Linked DNA regions of Homo sapiens: region 1 is linked to region 2. Evidence: chromatin loops called from intact Hi-C (ENCODE). Cell type or tissue: PC-3. All regions are shown on one strand.

The links. Hi-C counts contacts between places; a loop is a spot of excess contacts. Peaks named below come from ENCODE experiments on the same cell type or tissue, not always from the same donor. Only the 100,000 strongest peaks of a DNase experiment are listed, where the experiment ranks them.
Region 1: a loop joins it to region 2, with 4 times the contacts of the local background. A loop is called at or near these places in 4 of 110 quality-filtered maps.

The regions. Positions count from the first base shown.
Region 1 is chr1:91,685,027-91,687,526 of GRCh38, reverse strand. All of the region lies in intron 16 of TGFBR3 (transforming growth factor beta receptor 3), which reads left to right. Among named protein-coding and RNA genes, the nearest start is that of CDC7, 190 kb to the right of the region's middle. In PC-3, no CTCF peak of the experiment used is centred here; a DNase peak (open chromatin) is centred at 1,356.
Region 2 is chr1:91,608,240-91,610,739 of GRCh38, reverse strand. No RefSeq gene overlaps it. Among named protein-coding and RNA genes, the nearest start is that of CDC7, 110 kb to the right of the region's middle. In PC-3, no CTCF peak of the experiment used is centred here; DNase peaks (open chromatin) are centred at 979 and 1,669; H3K4me3 peaks cover 388 bases; H3K27ac peaks cover 2,335 bases.

The sequences.
Region 1 (2,500 bases), 77 kb before region 2:
TGAATAGTTTCTTCCCCAGGACCTGCCATGGTGAAAGACTTAGAAATAAGAATACAGTTGTAATATAGACGCCAAAGAGGTAGCAGGAAGTCAGATCTGGGCAACTCCATGCCATGCTAAAGAAATAAAACATTCTCCATTAAGAAATGTTTTTTGTTTGTTTGTTTTTGCTTCTTTTTTTCTTCTTCCCCCTGGTAGAGACAGGGTCTCTCTCTGTTGCCCAGGTTGGAGTGCAGAGGCTCTTCACAGGTGAGATCATAGCTCACTGCAGTCTCTAACTCCTGGCCTCAGGAGATCCTCCCCCTTCAGCCTCCTAAGCTGGCACTGTAAGTGACTGCACCTGGCTTTGTTTTTCTATTTCTTGAGGCATCTCTGGCAGTATCTAGGCCCAGCCATAGGCTAACTGTGAGATGGGTGGAATTAATCCTTAGTGTCCTTATCCTCAGTGTACTCTCCTCCTCCAGAGTATGTCAGGCACCAAATTCCTCTCTCCCCTACTCACTCTCCCTCCTCTCAAATCTCTGTTCCCTCAATGTGGTTTGATATTTTAGGAGGAAAGCAGGAAGACTGAGTACATTTCCTCTGCTGGCCAAGTCTGATATTTATTTACAAGCAAGGCGCCCTCCTTGAATTTCTTAGATGTGTTAATTGGGCCTAGTCTGCTTAGCCACGAGGTCCTCCCTGCCCATCTCCTTTAGGAGCAGCCTTGTTATACTTGTCACCCAAGGGATGTTTTAGAGAAAGTTGGTGCTCCACGAAATCAGAGACCACTGCAGTGGAGAGCAGACAGCCAAAGACCCATCTCAGAAAACCCAGGGGTCTCTGTTGGCCCATTAAGTAGAAGCATCTGTACATTCAACTTTCTTCCTCATGGTGAATTTTTCTGTAGCATCACTTCCATTTGACAGTGAAAAAACTTAATCTGTCAAAAGGTAAGAGTTATTTTTAAAACATGGTTATATTGAGAAACCTTGCATCTTACATGTGAAAATAGCCACAGAACTGGAAAGGATGGTCTGAAGAGGGGACTTTCAATATTTCCCAGCAGATTCTCAGACAGAGACTCACCTTGGCCCATTATTGGATCAAAGTCAATATAATATTAGGTTAACTTGACTTATCCAGCTGGTGAGATGCATCCTGCAGTCTTGAGTGCGGAGGCTTCTTTGTTTTGTTTGGGGTTTTGTTTTGAAGTGTTTTGCATTACCAGAACAAGAGTTCCCAAAACTCGGGAAGTTGAAAGGTCTCTTTAATGGGCACGGATGAAAATAAACTGACATGGCAACAAATTATATTTGGCAAATAGACATCGGAAAGCAGATATTCAGGCTTCCTGGGCAGGGCATAGTCCTGGCACTTTTCCTGAATGTGAATAATCAAGCACAGGGCAGATCCTGGAGGAGCACACTTGCTCCCTATTGCTTGATGAAGCAAGGCCTTCTCTTTTACCTGCTGTTGGGCTGAGCAAACAAAGCCCAGGTGAGCCAAAAAAGAAAAAGATGGAGTTGGCCTCCTGCTTTTCAGATGTATCCTTATTAAAATAGGAAAAAATATTTTTAAAATGTGGTTCATGCATAGCCACATTAGTCCTTCTGATTGATTATGTGAGGATCCAGCTGGGTATGGACCAACATGTGGTTTGTAAGGGAGTCAAATTCTTAAAGTATATCTAGAGTTGTTTGGGTCTCTGGAGGTTGTTTTTGTTTTGACCTCAGAATAGTTAAGAGATTTGATTCCCTTCTAGAAATAAAGCTCCTACTCTGGGGAAAGTGAATTTTTGGCAGAAAGTTATTGCCATGGAGGCTAATTTCCCCAGCCTTAATTATACACACACATGAAGAGTAGAGGGCAGTGCTGGGGAGGGTCCAAAACATAGGTTTCCAAAAAAGTCAAAAGCAGTGTTTCAGCCGGGCGTGGTGGCTCACGCCTGTAATCCCAGCACTATGGAAGGCCAAGGTGGGCCGATCACGAGGTCAGGAGATCGATACCATCCTGGCTAACACAGTGAAATCGTGTCTCTACTAAAAATACAAAAAATTAGCCAGGCATGGTGGCACATGCCTGTAGTCCCAGGTACTCGGGAGGCTGAGACAGGAGAATTGCTTGAACCCGGGGGGTGGAGGTTGCAGTGAGCCAAGATCATGCCACTGCAGTCCATCCTAGGGGACAGAGCGAGACTCCGTCTCACAAAAAAAAAAAAAAAAAAAAAAAGGCAGTGCTTCTCCGCTTCTCAGGAATATTGACCCCAGTCCCCTATCCATCCCGCCAATCCCAGAAGAAAAGATAATTAGAGGAAGTACAACAAGGGCCAAACTTACAACAAGCACATAAATACTTTGAGGTTGATGCAAAAGTGTGTATAGCTGTGTGGTTCATGAAAGGGGTGACAGGAAAAGCTGTAACCAGACCCAGGGACATGAGCCAGTTCTACATTTTGCAGAACTGCTTTTTTCACAGAGGCTTTTGAGGGGCCCCAGAAAGAGAATGGAAGTAATGGGGC
Region 2 (2,500 bases):
ATCCAAAATACTTGCCCTTCTTACCACAGTAGCCCATGGCTAGTTACTCATTAGCTTCCTAGTACCTATGGGCCTTTTCCTATTCCAAGACCCCAGCTCTCTCCTTTGCTCTCATCAGCACAGTCCTCTCCTCACGTGTCCCACTTTGAGTTCTTCCTAAGATCCAGCACAAAAATACTCGGATGGGATTTCCATTTAACATGGCTTTTCATTACATGGTTTTGCTTATTACACGGATCAAATCAAGTTCTGAAACCATAATTACATTGGGAAAGGCTGCTCGCCAGCCCCAGAGTCAGTAGGGAGGGTGGAGTTGTGGGTGCACTGACAACTTTTCAGTGAAAACAGTTAAGACTGTGTTATCTCACAGAGGAAGCAGGGAAGCTGTGACTATTCTTCCCATATTAGAGATTAGAGAACATATGTAGGAACATATTAGGAACAGAGATGTGGCTTGTCCAAGCTTCCATGGGTGGAGCTCAGGGATCTCCTGAATTGTGGCTGGAGCCGCAGATGGAAGGCCTTCCTCTTCCTACTGTGTGGCAGCCTCATGACTTCCTAGACATCTCTGCCTCTCCCCTAACCCTCTCAGGCCATTCCTTGCCCTGGCAGATGGCTACTGCCAAGATTCTACCTTTGCGGAGGAAGGAAGGCTATGATGTATTTGTTCATGCACTGGTTCATTCATCCTGACTTTTTTCGCTCTTTCACAGAACCAGACAGTGGGGCAAAATCCAAGGTGGTGCTGGAGCGTCTCAATTCTATGGGATTCTCCTGTCAGCTCAGGATCAGAGTCATCCCATAACGAAAAGCTTTTCTACCATTTGCCTGGAACTGGGGCCTAGACCAGATGACATGGGTCTCTTCCAGGTCCCCCAGATGCTTAGGTTGGGTCCAAGTTACACTGAAAACGGTCCAGTGAATTTCCAGTCTGGTCCACACCCATCATTCCTGGAGCTGAGTGACTCAGGGCTCCAGAAGATACCTCAGTGCTAAGTCATCATCCCCGAGAGAAGAATGTTTCACGTTCAGGGATTCTGTCACCTGTGCTCTGGAAGCAAGTTCTAGGCCTTTTCACCCCAGCTTTCACTTTCATCCTGGGGTTTGCTATGGGAGCTGGCATTCTGCTACCCCATTTCCAGCTCTAGTGTAGTGACATTGCTGCGTTCTGTTTAGACTGTTTAGTGGGTCATGGCATCCTTGACCACCTCCTCCCTTTAGCCAATTTTTGATTTATTAAACAAAGTAGAGAGAAGAAACGTAGATGGCGTACATGGGATTTAGGGTATGGGGCTGTCTGCATGGCCTGGAGGCTGACCTACAGGAGATTGTGGGCGCAGCTCTCACTCACATGTTGTGGGTGTGTACACACCACATGGCTCAGCCCTCATTCATGGATCCTTCGGGTCTCAGTCCCCATTCATGGATCCTTTGGGTCTCTGTCCCTTGTGCTTTGATGCTACTGAGCTCTGGAACTTTAAGTCCGTAGCTGAGTTCTGTTCTGCCCACAGGTGACGCAGCTTCTGAATCTGAAACGCTGCTCTGGGTGATTTAGCACTGAGGTATCTTCTGAAGCCCTGAGTCAAAAATCTTTTCAGCGACTCAGCCATAGGCATCTAGGAAGACAAGCTTCCAGATTCACTGAGAACAGACTGTATGTACTGACATGCTGACATTAACTCCCATTCCCTGTAGGGACTTTCTCATGTGGAAGAGCAAATGCTGAGTGCTGGCAGGACCCTGGCAGTTTGATGATTTCCAGTGTTACCATTAGTCACTATGTGTACATTCTGAAGGTCCTCGTGTGGCCACTGCAGGGCACCAGCCTTTGGAAACAAATACACAGCTTTTGAGAAGCTGCTCATCTTTCATATATATGTGTCTAACTTTGATACACAATACATGTATATTTTTATTATATTAATAAATCATAAGTAACCTAAATGTCTACCCACAAGAGAATGATTAGATAAATTGTGGTGTACCCATAAATGGAATAATCTGTAGTCATTAAAAATCAGGCTTGGCAAACAAAAACATAAAGTGCGGAAAAGACTGCCTGTTCAACAAATGGTGCTGGGATAATTGGCTAGCCACATACAGGATAATGAAACTGGATCCTCATCTCTCACCTTATACAAAAATCAACTCAAGATGGATCAAGGACTTAAATCTAAAGCCTGAAATTATAAAAATTCTCTAAGATAACATTGGACAAACCCTTCTAGACATTGGCCTAGGCAAAGATTTCATGACCAAGAACCCAAAAGCAAATGCAACAAAAACAAAGATAAATAGCTAGGACTTAATTAAACTGAAGAACTTTTGCACAGCAAAAGGAACAGTCATCAGAGTAAACAGACAACCCACAGAGTGGGAGAAAATCTTCACAATCTATACATCTGACAAAGGACTAATATCCAGAATCTAAAAAGAGCTCAAACAAATGAGCAAGAGAAAAACAAACAGTCCTATCAAAAGTGGGCTAAGGACATGAATA